2 separate regions of the Homo sapiens genome follow, and region 1 is linked to region 2. A link is a loop called in an ENCODE intact Hi-C map of the cell type or tissue named here. Cell type or tissue: PC-3. All regions are shown on one strand. Each heading gives the region's core, and the rest is flanking DNA. Links, peaks and the distances in the headings are about the cores only. Region 1 has its middle 25 kb from the start of HECA. Region 2 overlaps ECT2L (epithelial cell transforming 2 like).

The links. Peaks named below come from ENCODE experiments on the same cell type or tissue, not always from the same donor. Only the 100,000 strongest peaks of a DNase experiment are listed, where the experiment ranks them.
Region 1: it touches region 2 in a loop (5-fold over the local background); 32 of 110 quality-filtered maps call a loop at or near these places.

Annotation. Positions count from the first base shown.
Region 1 is chr6:139,105,248-139,114,130 of GRCh38, forward strand. No RefSeq gene overlaps it. Among named protein-coding and RNA genes, the nearest start is that of HECA, 25 kb to the right of the region's middle. RefSeq lists a silencer at 4,325-4,619. In PC-3, for the core only: a CTCF peak has its summit at 4,499 (motif pointing left); no DNase peak of the experiment used is centred there.
Region 2 is chr6:138,813,362-138,822,244 of GRCh38, forward strand. It overlaps ECT2L (epithelial cell transforming 2 like), which reads left to right. Exons shown (of 22, transcript NM_001077706.3): 4 at 1,130-1,242. Among named protein-coding and RNA genes, the nearest start is that of ECT2L, 22 kb to the left of the region's middle. In PC-3, for the core only: a CTCF peak has its summit at 2,866 (motif pointing right); DNase peaks (open chromatin) are centred at 2,890 and 4,640; H3K4me3 peaks cover 565 bases; H3K27ac peaks cover 2,545 bases.

The sequences.
Region 1 (8,883 bases), core at 2,593-7,592, 290 kb after region 2:
GTTGAATTCTGAACTCCCAGACTCCACAGCACACATGTTGAAGTTCTAACCTCTAGTATGTGTGAATGTGACCTTATTTGAAAATAGGGTCTTTGCAAGTGATCAAGTTAAGATGAAGTCATTAGGATGGGCCCTGATACAATATGACTTGTGTCCTTATTAAAAAGGGAAATTTGGCCAAGTGTGGTGGCTCATGCCTGTAATCCCAGCAGTATGGGAGATAGAGGCAGGCAGATTCCTTGAGGCCGGGTGTTCGAGACCGGGCTGGGTAAAATGACAAAACCCCATCTCTATCAAAAATTAACCTAACCCAGCATGGTGGCATGTGCCTGTAGTCCCAGCTACCCCCGAGGCTGAGATGGGAGGATCACCTGAACCCAGGAGGTTGAGGCTGCAATGAGCCATGCTTGTGCCATGGCACTCCAACCTGGGCAACAAAGTGAGATTCTGTCTCAAAAAAAAAAAAAAGGTAGGATTGTGATGGGAAATTTGCTCACAGTTACAGTCACACAGGGAGAATACCATATGAAGAGGGAGGATTGGACAGTTACAGTCACACAGGGAGAACACCATATGAAGAAGGAGGATTGGAGTGACGTATCTTCAAGCCAAGGGGTATCTCAGCTGCCAGGAACTGGATGAAAGGCATGGAGCCGATTTTCCCTCAGAAGGAACCAACTTTCCCAACACGTTGATTTTGAAATTCTAGCCTCCAGAATTCTGAGACAATACATTTTTGTTGGTTTAGCTACCTGGTTTTTGGTACTTTGTTATGGTGGCCCTATGAAACTATTACAGTATTCATAACCTTAGTTCCAAAGCAAGACGACATTCCCCTATCCATGACAAGCTAGAACTGGGGTCAAGATAGTATAAAGATGAGGCCTTCCTGGTTTCCACTTCTCTGTTAAGTTGGATGGTTTTCTAGATGCCTATGCCTAAGGATGGACATAATTGTCCAGCCTGCTGTTGTATTGTTTGATGGGCATAATCAGGTGGTGTCTTTGGTAGGGCATTGCATAGGATTTCACTACCTCTCCCCCATATCATACCTTGGTGGAGGTTTCCTCTGAGGCTGAAAGAAGGTTTGGCTGGTGCCCAAGCCTTCCCTCCCTACTGCAGTATAAACCAGAGAAGCTAAAGCAGTGACTCTCAACTGTACAGCGTGAAGGAGTGATATCCTTTCACAGGGAATGTCAGCATCTCCAGAAATGGGTGGGCTGCAATATATATTTCTTAAAAGCATTTTCAATATTTTAATAAATTTAGTCATGTTTCTCCATTTTGTAGCTTTTTATTTTTAAATGTAGAAGCAGGTCCGGCGTGGTAGCTCACACCTGTAATCCCAGCACTTTGGGAAGCTGTGCAGGTGGATCACCTGAGGTCAGGAGTTCGAGACCAGCCTGGCCAACATGGCGAAACCCTGTGTCTACTAAAAATACAAAAATTAGCTGGGCGTGGTGGCGTGTACCTGTAATCCCAGCTACAAAGGAGGCTGAGGCAGTAGAATCGCTTGAACCTGAGAGGCAGGGGTTGCAATGAGCCGAGATCATGCCACTGCACTCCAGTCTGGGTGATGAGCGAGACTCTGTCTAAAAAAAAAAAAAAAAAAAAAAAAGGTAGAAACAAGAAGTTTCTTTTCCATTTGTTTTGAAATTTCAAATAGGATGGTTGGGGTATGTATTAGTTTGCGCTGGCTGCATAACAAACTAGCATGAACGCGATACTACTTTGGATGGCTTAAAACAACAGAAGTGTATTGTCTTACAGTTCTGGAGGCTAGAAGTCCAAGATCAAGGTATTAGCAGCATTCGTTCTGCCTGAGGGAGAATCTGTTCCATGCCTCTTGCTGAGCTTCTTTGGTTTGCTGGCAGCCTTTGGCTTTCCTTGACTTGTCGATGCATCACCTTGCCTTCAACTTTACATGGCATTCTCCCTGTGTGTCCGATTTCCCCTTTTCATAAGGATGCAGTCATACTGAATTAGGGCCCATCCGAATGACGTCATCTTAGCTTGATCATCTGAAAGATTCTATTTCCAAATGAGGTCACATTCACAAATACTGGGGGCTAGAGCTTCAACATGTTTTCGGTAGGACACAATTCAACCAATAACAGAGTGTATGAGTTTCTTATGTGTATCAAAAGGGGTGCTGGTTTTAAAAAGTTAAGGACTTCAAAGCTAAATAGTGCAGCCACAGCTGATGGCTTGTCACATAGGTCCCCCTGAGATGTTCCCTAACTTGCTGACATGAATCACAGACTTCAAAGCTCTTGTTGTAGAATTCCTCTTCCCTATCCCCTACTTACCTCAAAAAGTTAGTGGGTCAGAGGGTCCATAGGCCTCTCTGAAGTGGCTTCCACACTGTCAGTACGTTTGGGCTTTCTGGCAAGCAACGAATGTGAAGAATAATCATCCATTTAGTTTTCTTAAAAAAATTAAGTTTGCAGCTACAGGAGAAAAAAATAATTAACTTTATTTTTATTTTTATTTATTTTATTTATTTATTTTTCTCAATGGCCTCATTTTAAAGCAAATTTTGGTTAAATAATTAAAATTACAAGATATTCACATGGCATCATAGAAATACGTAATACAACTGTTTTTATTATTATTATTATTATACTTTAAATTTTAGGGTACATGGGCACAACGTGCAGGTTTGTTACATTTGTATACATGTGCCATATTAGTGTGCTGCACCCATTAACTCGTCATTTATCATTAGGTATGTCTCCTAATGCTATCCCTCCCCCCTCCCCCCACTCCACAACAGTCCCCGGTGTGTGATGTTCACCTTCCTGTGTCCATGTGTTTTTAAAAACGCTGATGCTGGGTGCAGTGGCTCATGTCTGTAATCCCAGTCAGCACTCTGGGAAGCCCAGGTGGGAGGATCACTTGAATCCAGGAGTTCAAGACAAGCCTGGGCAACATAGCGAGATCCTGTCTCTATGAAAAAAAATGTTTTTTAATTAGCTGGGTGTGGTGGCACACACCTGTGGTCCCAGCCACTTGGGAGGCTGAGGCAGGAGAATCACTTGAACCTGGCAGGTCGAGGCTGCAGTGAGCCATGATTGCAACGCTGCATTCTAGCCTGGGAGACAGAGTGAAACTCTGTCTCAAAAAAAATAAATAAATAAATAAAATAAATTAAAACCTGTGAATTATGCTAGCAATATGCACCCCCACCAACACACAGAGACACATGGAGAAACAAGCCCACCACCCCGCCCCTGCTCCACCGACACCCCTGATGGCAGCGTGCATGCGTACATAATGCAACGCTGAGTCTGCCGCGGGAGAGTTTTCACCAAGGAGACAGGAAGGCTCCAGCTCAGTCTGGGCTCTGCAGAAGGTGTCCTTGGCTAGTCTCAGCTCCTGGCGCTGGGCAGCAGATAGGATCCAAGCTGAATAGAAAAGAGGTCTGTAAAACCTGGCTGTGACCACCTTACTCTTCAGCCTCATCTAGAGCCTTCTTCTCTCCATGTGCAGGGTTGGTTCCTTCTTACACATGTCTCACATGACCCACTGTTACCTTTATACCATTTATGTTTCAATTTTTAACTGTAATTTTTATTTAACTGTTAATTGCTAGTTTTCCTCACTAAACTCTATGAAAGCAGAGAATAGCCTGTCTTGCTTTTAGTCTCCTGAGAACTCACTCACTATCACATGAACAGCATGGAGATAACCGCCTCCTGAGCCCAGGAGTTCAAGACCAGCCTGGGCAACATAGCGAGACTCGGTCTCTATGAAAAAAACATCTTGTGCCACCATGTGAAGAGGGATGTGTTTGCTTCCCCTTCCACCATGATCATAAGCTTCCTGAGGCCTCCCTAGCCTTGCTGAACTGTGAGTCAATTAAACCTCTTTCCTTTATAAATTACCCAGTCTCGGGCAGTTCTTTATAGCAGCGTGAGAACGGATTAATACACAGGACAAACATGTGTCTGGCACATAGTGCAGCCGCAGGAAGTGTTTGTTGAATGAATGATTTTGTGAATGAATGAATTTATGATTGAGAGATGGTGGCACTAAAGACAAACTGTGACTGTTTCTGTGTTTTTCAAGGTCAGATATTACAGTATTTTCACAAATCATATTAATGAGTCCAGCATACCTTATGACATGTCCACGTAAAGACAATTAGGATCTTTTGTTCTGCCATGCCTTGCTACTTATGAATAGTGACTGCTGGTAAAAGCTTGTTGTGTTGATTGGATGCTGGGGCTACAGTTTGCTGATCTTTAAGTGTTGATGGCACAGTCCCCAAGGGAAGACAGGATGATATGGTTTGGCTGTGTCCCCACCCAAATTGGGAATTGCAGTTCCCATAATCCCTAGGTGTTGGGAGAGGGAACCGGTGGAAGGTAATTGAATCATGGGGGCAGTTACCTCCATGCAGTTCTTGTGACAGTGAGTGAGTTCTCAGGAGATCTGATGCTTTTATAAGAGGCTTTTCCCCCTTTGCTCAGCACCTCTCTCTTGTGCCACCATGTGGAGACGGACGTGTTTGCTTCCCCTTCCACCATGACTGTAAGTTTCCTGAGGCCTCCCCGGTCATGCTGAACTGTGAGTCAGTTAAACCTCTTTCTTTTATAAATTACCCAGTCTCAGGCAGTTCTTTATAGCAGCGTGAGAACAGATTAATACACAGGACAAACATGACAGGAAGGTCATATTTGATTTTCAGGTAAGTATTAAAATTTCACTCTAAATTCATTAGCTAGTGAATAGGTCCTTTATGTATTTAATAAACTATCCATATTTGACTTACCTCTCTATTGAACAAAAAAAGTAATATTTAAAACAGGATGGGAAATGTTTTATAATTTTTTTCAAGGAACTAGATGTAATTCTTAAGGTATGATTAGATTATAAAATTCAGTGGAAATGTTTTGTAAAAATGTGATCTTTCTGTCCTGTAGTCATGGGACCATCATCATAAGGACCCTTAAGAGCAGTGATGCACTATGTTTGTGGATATTGGGACATTTTAAAGATCCATTACCTTTCATTGAATGGGGTTAGAGAGATATTTGATCTGCTCAAGATAGGAAGTGTAAGTTGCTAATAGTATCTATTTCCATTCATTGTGCCGCTGCAAAGATGACATGCAATGGGAAGAGACAATGAACAGAGTAATTCCTGGGTTTTAGAATTTCTAAATCCGAGAGAGCAGATCCAGGATTAAATGGATACAGTGGTAAATACAAAAATTTAATCTGAGCCACTTGACGGTTTTCCACTAAGATTATTTCAGTTCAACTACAGTGAAATTTAATTACTACTTACTGAGTGCCTAAAGGAAACAAAGTTTGGATCATGGGTTTCTTGGTATTCTTTAACTGTTCTCAGCTTAAAGCTTTGTTCCAACTCTGAACATAATTCACTCTTACACATCTAAGTTTCTGACCTAATCTTGCCTCCTTTTTCCTTGTAATAAAATTATACTCTGTTCTCTTTCAAAACTCTGCTCAAGCTTCATCTCCTTTAATTAGCCTTCGCAGACAATGCAGATGAATGCCTGTTGTGGTATTTATTCCCACAATCTCTTTATCACGAGCAGAAACGTAGACTCTTAAGAGGGCCATCCTCTGTCCAGGTCCCATTCCCCAACACCTCCCACCACAGGCCCTCCCTATACACCCCAAATCAGTGGCTCTCAATTTTGGCTGCACAGTAAAATTCCCTGGGGAGCTTTAAAAAGGTTGCTTTTAAGAAGCCAAAGAAGAATTTTTAATTTGGTATCCCTGGTAGCTGTAAAACAAAAACAAACAAACAAAATGAAATAAAAGAACAAAATTGGGAATCATAATCTCTGAAGGCAAGCCTCCCACAATTTGCTTTTTAAAGTTTTTAGGTCACTTAAAGGTTTGTTCACAGGTGAGACTTGTCTTAAACAAAGCAGGACTCTCACTTACCTTAATATGTCTATACTTAAGTATATGTTTCTTTATTTGTCTTTTCTTTTTTGTTACATGTAATCTCACAAAATCACATGTTTTAAAGTTGTGTTTGGGTTCTCCAAATAAACAGAACAACAGGTGATACACACACACACATACACACACACATATACATAAAGATTTATTATGGGAGTTGGCTTATGCCCCACAATCTGCTGTCTACAGGCTAGAGAACCAGGCAAGCTAGTGCTGTGATTCAGTCAGAGTCTGAAAGCCTGAGAATCAGGTGGATGGTGTAAGTCCTGGTCTAAGCCTGGAAGCCCAAGAACCAGGAATGTGGATGTCCAAGGGTAAGAGAGAAATAGAAGTCCTAGCTCAAGCAGAAAGAACAAATTCACTTTTCCTCTACCTTTTTGTTCTATTTGAGCCCTCCATGGATTAGGTGATACCTGCCCACATTGGTGAGGATGATCTTCCTTGCTTGGTGTACAGATTCAAATGCTAATCTCTTCAGGAGGTACCCTCATAAACCCACCAGAAATAGTGTTTTACCATCTATCCGGGCACTCCTTAGCCCAGTAAAGTTGACATAAAACTAACCATCATAAGAGTTGAAACATGTCTTAGATGTCATTTCTTCCAATTTACCTGTGGAAATCTCCAGCAAAGGACATGTCTTACCCAGCCCATAGATTGAGAACCAAAACATCAAAATTTACTGGGCAAAAGATGTTTGGAATATTATTGTTATTATCATGAGGATTATTACTTTAGACAGGGTCTTGCTCTGTTGCCCAGGCTGGAGTGCAGTAAGATCACAGTTCACTGCAGCCTTGACCTTCCAGGCTCAAGAGATCTTCCCACCTCAGCCTCTCGGGTAGCTGGGACTACCGGTGTGTGCCACCATACCCGGCCAATTTTGTATTTTTTGTAGAGACAAAGTCTCACTATGTTACCCAGGCTGGTCTTGAACTCCTGCGTTCAAGCAATCTCCCACCTCGGCCTCCCAAAGTGATGGAATTACAGGCGTGAGCCATGGTGACTGGCATGAAGATAATTATTTAGAAAGCAAATTCAAGGGTCTCTTTTATTTGTAATAGCAGACCAAAGTGAGCCTGCAGGTCACTGGAATAGTCATGATAGAGTGAACATGCCTGGGCTCTGAAGTCATGAGACTCCCTCAACTTCAACTCCTGGGATTGTCAGGCATGTCTCAACTCTTCCTCTTTAAGCCAGTTTCCTTATTTTCAAAAATGCAGAGAGTAATGCCTCGAGGCTTGTTTTAAGGATTAAATTGGGTAAATATTTATGAAAGTGGGTGACATATAGTTAAATTTTTTAACAGCTGTAAAATGGTGAGAACCTTCTTTCACTGACTTTAAAAGGTAAAGAGAAAAATAACTATTTTGCATTTGAATAGGTGTTTATTATTCTGTCAGCTGTAATGATTTTTAAATATCTCAAAATTTCTCAGTATAACCCGGCTCGACCCGGCCGTTTGGATTCAAAAGTGTTTCTGGCATGCTTCCTAGAGCTTACATTCTATATTCTTTGAAGCATCTGAAAGAAATATAAGCTCCATTGTTGTCCAGAAGGAATTTAGCCTATTAGTCACCTATAAAAGTACGAATCTATAATGTTTACAATATAACCCTTTCAAAAATTTGTTTAGAGGAAGAAGAAAAACCCCAAAGCAGATAGAAGACATGGTGATTTATCCATCACCAATGAAGAAGGAGAGTTAGAAATGCGGTGAGAGACTGGGCACGGTGGCTCATGCCTATAATCTCAGCACTTTGGGAGGCCAAGGTGAGTGGATCACCTGAGGTCAGGAGTTCGAGACGAGCCTGACCAACATGGTGAAACTCCGTTTCTACTAAGAATATATAATTAGCCAGGTGTGGTGGTGCATACCTATAATCCCAGCTACTTGGGAGGCTGAGGCAGGAGAATTGCTTGAACCTGGGAGGCAGAGGTTGTGGTGAGCCGAGATCGTGCCACTGCAACTCCAGCCTGGGAAAAAAGAGTGAAACTCCATCTCAAAAAAAAAAAAAAACAAAGAAATGCAGTGACAGTAGAGGCCTCAAGGCCCCAGGGAGCTTAATGCTTGTGTGTGTGTGTGTGTGTGTGTGTGTGTGTGTGTGTGTGTTGTGCATGTTCCTGATGATCTTTCTGTTTGAGCCACGAAGAAATCAACCACTTTTCTGTTTTGCCCCCAGGATAAATACCAGAACAGCCTATCAGAGGTAGAAAAACAAGAGAAGATAAGATCTTAACTATCATAATGAGGACAGGCACTTGCTTTTAACCTCAGAAGCAGGGGAAGTGGTAGAGTTTGAGTGTTACTTGCAGAATCCAAAGCTCTACCAAGGCTGGAACAATGCAGATGTCTACTGAGACCTCTGATTATAAGTGACAATTTCAACATCAAGTTTTTTGGACTGGAAAGTAAATTCTATCCAATAATATATTTTGGGGAAAAATTATTCCCCAAAAAGTCTCCTACGTCTCCTACTCCCAAAACTTTTAACCTCCTTGAGCTTAGGCTGGGGAGATTCCAGAAATTAGATGAACATACAAAATTAAATGATGAGAAAGTATTGCATTGTACTTAAGTGTTACAGGTCTTTAAATCTTAATATATACGCTTAACTCTGAATATACCTTAAATATAAGTTATAATAATGACCTATGCTATTTACTTAGACCCAAAAAGAATTGTTGGATTTAAAAGTATGTACTTATTTCACCTCTCTTAATTCCCTACTCTTTGGACCTAGGATATCTTAAACCATCACCCTATCTAACCTAGGCAACCTAAGCCTGCCCCCAAAATTAGAATACAGCATCTTCCAAATAGCAAAGCCATGATCAATGGACAGAAATTATAGAAATGCAAGATTCATCTCAACCTAAAAAGGAAGTTTCTGGGAACCAAAAACGTCCAATAATATAGTAGGCTGCCTTACAGAGT
Region 2 (8,883 bases), core at 499-5,498:
AGAACAAGTTTAATTCGTAAGGTTAATTTTCCTGTGATATATTGGGTCTCATGTTGCCACATTTTTAAAGAAAAACTCTCTAAAGAATTTAGCTTTTCAGTTTAAACAAAAATAAACTTAGCTTTGTCCCAAAGACAGTCTCTTCTCACCCCAGTTCTCATCTCCTACCTTAAGGGAGGCTCCAGATGGCCTCCCCTTCCACTCAGTACCTCCAGGAACAAAATAGAGACCTCTAGGACACACAGTTGCTGTAGATAGGGAAGGAGGTGAGAAGGTGATTTTGGTGGTGGGGGCTGGGAGTATTCATGCTTGTGTTCCTCTGTATTTGTAATCCTCTCTTCCCTCCTGTGCCAACTGGATGGTTCCATGTGGCCTGGGGATGCCTCTCCTATTTTAAGGTAATTCAGGAAGTCGTCATTTAATGGCCTATGGTGGCTCTGGCAATAGAGAAGGCAAACTGGGTGCTCTTGTGAGTTCAGCCTCATTCACCAGAGAAGGAGACTAGACCAGGCTGGGACTAAAGCCTGACCTATGATAATAACAGTGAGTTTGTTATCTCTATCTGAGCAAAGCTGGACCGAAACGCAGGTTTGGGGGACTCTGGTCCTTAATGTATGTCTTCCCTAGAGACATGTCTCTGTTGGCTATTTAGCGATACTTACTTTCATCTTGGTGGGTGCTATAAAGATCCAGGGTTGTGAGTTAGTGAAGTTATACCTACCTCAAATGGTTCTGTTTTCACAATTAAATGAGTGTAGCCCGTATATGTTTTCAAAATGAAATGTGTGGACTCTGTTTCCCTAGGCCACATTAGCCTAGGTAGAAACAAGATCCAGGAATCATTACCTCTTTGTTTTCCAGAGGCCCTTCTTGGGCCCCTCTATAATTACATCACTGCCAGTCTTTCCCATCAACCCACCCAACAAGCCTGGGCCTGTCAGTATCCCTGGGTAAAAAGTTTAACCTGAAAGGAGAGACCTTTCTCTCTATATGTGAAAGCGCTCTGTGAACTGTAATGCACTCTGCAAATATTAGCTGTGAGGTTGCTGGTAGATTGTCTAAAGATTGCTTAGCAATTAAAAACAATGAACTGTACAGCAAATGTCACTTCCTCCCCTCCCCCTTATAGCTCTTTCAGGAAAGAGTGGCTCTTATAAGTCATTGGTTTGACCTCTGGACTAACAAGCAACGTCAAGAATTCTTATTCGCAATTTTTTTAAGATGCACTAAATCACAATTAAGGTAAATGTAGCCTAATGATGTAATTAACATTGATTCTTAAAGAAAACCGTATATAAATGTTTATATAACCTTTAAGAGATTTTTTGTTCCTAGGGAGAAAAAAAAACAAGGTAATTGATATTTTAAGGTTTATAAACAGACTTTTCCAGTGCCTGCTTTTGCCTTGAGGCTGAAGTGAAGCCGTGGGGAGGATTTAATGCTTTCATACTATGGTGGGACTGTTTCATGTTGGCAAAAACACAATGGCTTCAGTCAGTGAATTTTTAACATTCTCTTAGCATATTAAATTTTCCTTGGAACCATCAGACAGACAATATATTGCAAATGGATGTCTGGGACATAGGTAGGCATAATCATTAAATGAATGGATGGATCTACAAAATATATGACAAGTGACAGTGGTTGAAACATTTAGGAATATGGGCAAGACTTATACAGCCCTAGTCAAGGATTACGAAGAGGGTTCTCTTTCTCTTTCTTCCCCTTCCCTCATGTTATGTCTGTAATTTACTTTAAAACACTCAGCACAGATGGTGTGACATCTGTGAGTTGAAGTTATGCCCAGGGTCAGCTCCTGTTCTGGTCAGGAATGAATACCCTAGGGGTCATTAGCCAGCTCTAGATTGGAAGGTCACAATACCTGAGTTATTAGATACTTTACTAATTAGCATAGCAAATATCAGACATTATTCTCAAAACAACCCGTGGCTTGTTAACCAGCCAGATGAATGTTAGAAACGGATTCTCTTTCGTGAAATTCAAGATATGTGTGGACTGACCGAAATATTCTAGAGAGCCCTCCAGCTTGCCTGGGTGTGGTTGAAGAATCCAGCCAGGCTGGTAGCAGGTACGTGGCAGGATGGTTTTCCAGCCCTCAATGCCAGATAAAAAGCCTTATGTTAGTCTGGAGGATTTCTGGTAGCCCGAGGCCAACAATGAGGGTAAAAATAATAGAATACTATTTCTGAAACATTGTCCTTTTGAATGAATCTTTTGCCCAGAGGAGAAAGAGCTGGGACTTCATCAGTCCTACAGAGGAGACTGTGTGAAGTTGTTTGGGCTTATTTACTAATGTTTGTTTAGAAAAACTCTAGGTATGGCATCATTTGATGTTAGGTACTTTCACTAGAACTTGGTGGTGAGGTTGCAGGAGAGGGTAACCTTCGGATGTCTTAGATACCCAGCAAAAATATCTGAGAGTGGTGCATGATCAAATTGGCATATTTTAGGTGGAGTACTTGCTTCCTGTTCTTTCTTACATGTTTTCCTGCCAGTCTCTTTTGATCAGCCATTTTTTCTCTCCTCCTCACCTGTCAGCTACTCCTGCATCTGTGGGTGCAAAGCAGATTGTTAACGGACTCTCCCCATGGAGTCACTGGAAGGAGACAGGCATCTTCCTGGCTCTGTTGAAAGAGGCTGCAAAGACAGGGCACAGATAAACAGGCCCTTCAGTCAATGTTGAAAAATCAGGGGGAAGACATTTTATGATAGTCATTGGCTATGTTTCTTTTTACTCCAACTTTGCAGCTTTCAAGATAAGAAAATAACAGACCAGACCTCACATTTATAACCACTTTGTGCATCATGTTCTAGGCTCACGTATCATAAACCAGGCAATTTTAGTTGTGACCACTGGAGGTCATTAGAGATCTTATGGTATATTTTGAAGCAGCTTAACTCAGGCCTGACTTTTTGTCACTGGAAATTGCATCCTTTGTCCGGTAACTGAATTCTTTTTTCTGTGAGACAAGAATATAAAACTAACCTGTTCAGTGAAAGTACTTTTTTTTTTTGTTTGTTTGTTTGTTTTTGGATAGCAGCAGCATTTCTTCAGAGAGCAGACTGTATTTCATAGTTTCATGAATGTTAGTATAAATTTCCTTTAAACATTTTTTTTTTGAGATGGAGTCTTGCTCTGTCGCCCAGGCTGGAGTGCAGTGGCGCGATCTCAGCTCACTGCAAGCTCTGCCCCCGGGGTTCATGCCATTCTCCTGCCTCAGCCTCCTGAGTAGCTGGGACTACAGGCGCCCACCACCACGCCCAGCTACTTTTTTTGTATTTTTAGTAGAGATGGGGTTTCACCGTGTTAGCCAGGATGGTCTCGATCTCCTGATCTCATGATCTGCCTGCCTCGGCCTCCCAAAGTGCTGGGATTACAGGCATGAGCCGCCGCGCCCGGCCTAAACATCTTTATTGAGATATAATTCACATACAATAAAAATCACCCATTTACGGGTACAATTCAGTGGTTCCGGTACATTCACAGAGTTGTGTGATCATCATCACATGTTAAGTTTAGACCATTTCATCATCCCACAAAGAACCCCCCTACCCATTAACAGTAACTTCTCATCTCCATCCCTCTAGATCTGGGCAAACACAAATCTGCTTTCTGTCTCTATAAATTTGCCTATTCTGGACTTTTCGTATAAATGGAATTAGACAGTATGTGGTCTTTTGTGACTGGCTTCTTTCACATATTATAACGTTCTCAAGGTTCATCCATTTTGTTACACATGTCAGTACTTCTTTCCTTTATTGCCAAATATTATCCCATTGTATGGATGTGCCATATTTTATTTATCCACTCCTCAGTTGATTATTGTAAATAATTATTATAAATAGTGCTGCTATGAACATCTGTGTCCAAGTTTTGCATAGAGATGTTTTATTTCTCTTAGCTATACATATAGGAGTGGAATTGCTGGGTCCAATGGTAGTGCAATCAATTTTTAATTATTAAGCATTTCTTTTGGATCATTTATTCCTGTAGTCTTGCTTACCCAATAACTGTAAATAAATTAATAAATGAAAGAAATTAGTATTATTTGAATACTTGAAATGTTTATATGTAAGCTAGGCTATATTTGTGCAATACCTTTCTTTCAAGGTAGAGAGGCCATTGTTTTAGATGGTTTTATAATTTCCAAATAATTTTGTTTTAATTCAGTCAGTTATAAACAGGGTATTGCAATATTGGTGGAAACTGTCAACACAATTTTCTTTTAAAAAATTATTCATAATCTCTATGAGATATATTCAAATATCTTAGAGTTTTCTTTCCTGGCCTAATAAGTATTCCCTAGTAAGTTTTAAGATGATTTCCTAAGTGGAATTTTATGATATTTAAGACATTTTTTAAAGGTTTAGCTTCTTAAACCATCCCTCTGGCAAACTAAAATGTCCCTTCTCCTGGGAAGACTTCTCTGCTGGTCTTTCATGCCTAGCAACTTTATACCTCAATTGTGGCTTTTCTTGGTATGTTATGGCCCCGTGTCGTCCACATGACTAATGGTTTCCAGTGATGTCTTTCCCCTACCACTTGACTAGGTTGACCTTTCCTGTGACTCCTTAAAGGAAACTGGGCTGCTTGTGTCTGTTACACTCAGAGAAACCCGTGAGGAGTTTGAATCAGTCCCCTTGCCACACTGGTGGAACCGGTTTTGAATTGCCTCTGCTTAGTGCCTGGTAATTCCTCAAACAAAGGCCTTTGGTTCCAGAGCCAGAGCTGCTCAAACTTGCAGCTTTCCTGGATGGGTGGGGCAGCATTCATGCAACTGCATTCCCTAGAGGGGGAATGCATTGACCCAGGTGTGTATGTGCGTGTGCGTGTGAGATCATAAACAGCCCATGAAGGATTCACTCTCGTCACTTGTCTCCATCAGAGCAGACTTGAAATGGGGTTGGAGGGCAGAAAAATATCCACCAAGGTGTATTAAGAGAGAACAGCCCCCTCTCCCACTTCATTACCCCCTCTTCCATTCTTCCCACGCAGCCTGTGAGGGCTCACTTGAGGACGTCTGTCTCAGCTGTGATCTGTGAGGCAATCTGGTGTGCAGTTTTTCAGAGACAACATACTCCTAGGTTAATTTTAAATATAGAGCAGCCATGTCACTCTCAGTTACTGAATGTCCATTTAAAAGGAGAGTATTTCTGTGTGGAGATGGTAAAGAGGTTAAAGAAGAAAACATCGAATGAAACTTGCTGAAGACAGTAAGGCGGACGTTACTGAGAACCTTGGAGATAGCTACAGGGACTGCTGCATGGGGTCACGGGAGAGAGATTGGGCTCAACTTCAAATGCAGCATGGGCGGATAGCCAAGGAGCAGGATGGGGCTCAATGGATGGAAAATTACTCGAGGAAACATCAGGGGTAAGCGGGGATCTGAATACACTGACCCAACAGGACTCTCGCTGATGACAGGCCAGGGTGCTCAGACAACACCTGGGGGAGGGTGGAGGATGAGGAACCTGACAAGATATCCGGGGGTGGGGGGTTCTTCCTAAACTGACTTAACAGGGCTCTTTACTAAAGCAGAATTTTATAAGGAAGTGCACAGGTGGGCCAAGGGGAAGTTTCAGAAGCTTGACTAAAGTTTGGTCAAGCAGAGAATCTTTGTCAGAGAGGAGAGGGGAGTATTCAAAGTGAAAGTGTACACTTGTATCTAAAACGACTGTTTTCTAAATATCCAAGGCAAGTCTGGAAATTTGAGTCATCTTCACTTCCTTCCCCTTTGCCCAGTATTCTGCACATGTTCCTGCCCTTCTACCTGCATGGGCTGGTTAAGGATAACTGTATGAAATATTAGCATTTGCAATTGGGATGGTTTTTAGAGGTGGATGATGCTTAAAAAAAAAAAAAAAAAAAGGAAATCATTGCGTTTTAAAAGGAAGGGAGAAAGCAGAAAGCCAAAGCTCTTTTTTTTTGTGTGGATGGAGGGAAGGTTATTGGCCTATATTAGGCAACATCCACTGGCTTGAAGTTCTCACTCCCATTTTGTGAGTGTGTGGAGCTGCTCTCCCCTCCTTTCTCATGTTGAGCTTCTCTGTCTACCGCTTGACACCACCTGACACTATGTGACATGCAGGACTTGTTTATTTGCTGTCTGCCTACCCCATTAGAATGATGGCTCCATGATAGCAAAGACTTTGGTGACTCTTTTCATCTCTAGCACTTAGAGCCATACCAGGCACATAGCAGCCACTCAATAAATGCTTGTTGAATGAATTCAGATATCTAAAGCACTCCTAATTCCAAAAATGACAAAAAGATAATCAGAAAAAAATTTTCATTTGGTAGCTCTCTAGGAGGAAGGAGTTTTTCAAAATATTCCAAGTTTTAATTAAAAAAAAATTAGCCGGGCGTGGTGGCGGGCACCTCTAATCCCAGCTATTCGGGAGGCTGAGGCAGGAGAATCGCTTGAACCTGGGAGGTGGAGGTTGCAGTGAACTGAGATCGCACCATTGCACTCCAGCCTGGGCTACAGAGCAAGACTTCATGTACCAAAAAAAAAACAAAAAACAAAAAACCAAGTGTTAGAATATAGGAGATTACTAATACTTTGCATAATTCAAGTTTTCATTACTTAATTCAAGGTGGCTGGAGAAATCTTTCCCCTTGTCTTTCTTCAATTCCTGCTTACCGGGTTAGACACTGTTGATTACTGGCCCAGCCAAGCCATTCCACATTCCTCTCCTTCTTCCTGACAGAAACCCTGATTTCCACCCCCTACAAGGCATTCTATGCTTCAGGAGTGGCTGGTAAGTAACCCCCACCCTACCAAGGGTGGGTCAGGGTTGGACTAAATTCATCATGATCACTGCCTCCCCTGGATGGTGTCTGCTTTAGGAAAGGGCGTGTAGATATTAATTCTGCCCAGGGAGACATAAGGGTGGAGAGTCTTCTTCTTGCTGAAAGAAACTTAAACAAGATTTGAGGATGAACGTCTTTTCTTCCATCCTGCTAGCTGTGGTGACTGTTGTGTGAAGACCAATGCTCACTGCAGTTAGTCATTTGAGAACTATTTTGGGACAAGCCCGAGGACCAAAGTAAATGGTTGAGGATGGCAAAGTGAAAATATAAAAAATCCTTGGCCCTTGATAACATCATTGATTCCTTGAATTTGCTAAATCTGAAGCTGCCGTTAATTGTTTACAGTGAAAGGAAGAAAAATAGGTTGAAAATGGTCCATAACAGTCCATTTATCTAGTAGTCACTTCTCTGGTCATCTCAACTCTCCAAATTTTATCTGAGAAACAGGAAGGAAAAAACAAAAAGCAATTAGCAGTGAAACAGATTCCTTTTACACACAGGAGAAAGGCCTTCAGACTCTCATGCATAGTCTAAGTATTTAATTAATTTGGGTCTTCAATAAAGTGATTCAGAAATGAGTTATACATACTTCTAAGACCATGATACACACATTCAGTGCTTTGAATTTGATGTCGGCATTAGCATTAGGATCTGCTATGCTGCTTCCTTCTACCAAAGGAAAGTTCACAGTTGTTAAGGGATGGTCCCTCAGAATCACTTGGAGTTTGTGAAACAGATAATGAGCCTCACCCCTAGAGATTTTGGCTCAACGCAATGGAATGGGGTGGAGGAAGCTGTTTTTACAAAGTTCCCCAGGTGATCTGGTGTACAGCCAAGGGTCAGACACAGGCGTGGGTGACCTGAAAGCCCCAAGGCTTCTTCCATTTCTTGATTCTACTCCTCCTTGAAGGCAGGAACACAGACCACATGAGCTGTCTCGTCCCTTCTAGTCTCAGTGCAATGAAACAAAATTTGTCCCAGTTCTGTGGGTGCCTTTTTCATTTTGCACTTGTGATGCTACCTACTGGCTTTAGAATGTGTTTCACTCCAGGCAGCCCGAACTTGATGTGAATAATGAAGGAAATAGTTTGTTCTCACATCATTGAAAACTCCAGATATGGGTCTTCCTGCAGCTGAAGCTTCTTGCAGTGCTTCCGTAGTGAAACCAATGGCTTCTTTCTTCCTGCGCCTCTGTTCTGCCTCTGTAGCCATGGCTTTCTCCTTCCATTCCCTCAGATGTGTCCAGAAGAAAAAAAAAAACATTTGTTTGGGCTTTACTCTGATTAGACTCGTTTAGGCCCATGCCCACTTCTGGCCACTTGCTGTGGCCAGGGGATTGGCCTGTACCTTGATCATGTGCTTTTCAGAGCTGTGGTGTCAGCTTTAGAATTGTGTGCACCGCCAGATAGAAATTAGGGTTATTTCACCTACATAAGGGTAAGTAAATGAAGCATGACAAAAGCTAGTTTCTTCATTTAGCATTGAACAAATATTGACTGAGTGCCTACCATGGACCAAGCACAGTTCTGAGTGCATGGGACTCAACAGTGAGCAGAGCGGAAAAGGGCCTGCCCACTGCAGTTTATATTCTAGTAGAATAAAACTAAAATAGAAAAAGGGTGAACCCTGGAAGCAGCCAGACATCAAAGCTTCTAGCCCCTTGATGGGGAGGCCGAAGAGGCTCCACTGCTGGGTTTGAAGACGGAGGAAGAGGACATGAGCCAAGGAAGGCAGGCAGCTGCCAGGAGCAGGAAAAGACACAGGGACTGACTGTAGCCCAGAGAAAATGACTTCAGACTTCTGACCTCCAGAACCGTAAGAAGATCAGTCTGTGCTGCTTTAAGCCACTACATTTGTGGTAGCTTTGTTTACAAATTTGTTAGAGCAGCAACAAGAAACTAATACAAGCAGTGATTTGCTTTTTCTATTTTTCAACGTTTATTCTTTTTTCATTTATTATTTTAGTTTATACACATTTATTTAGCCCCAGCCATGCTGCAAGCACTCTGCCAGTTGCCAGGGACAGAGCAGTGAACAAAACAGTAATA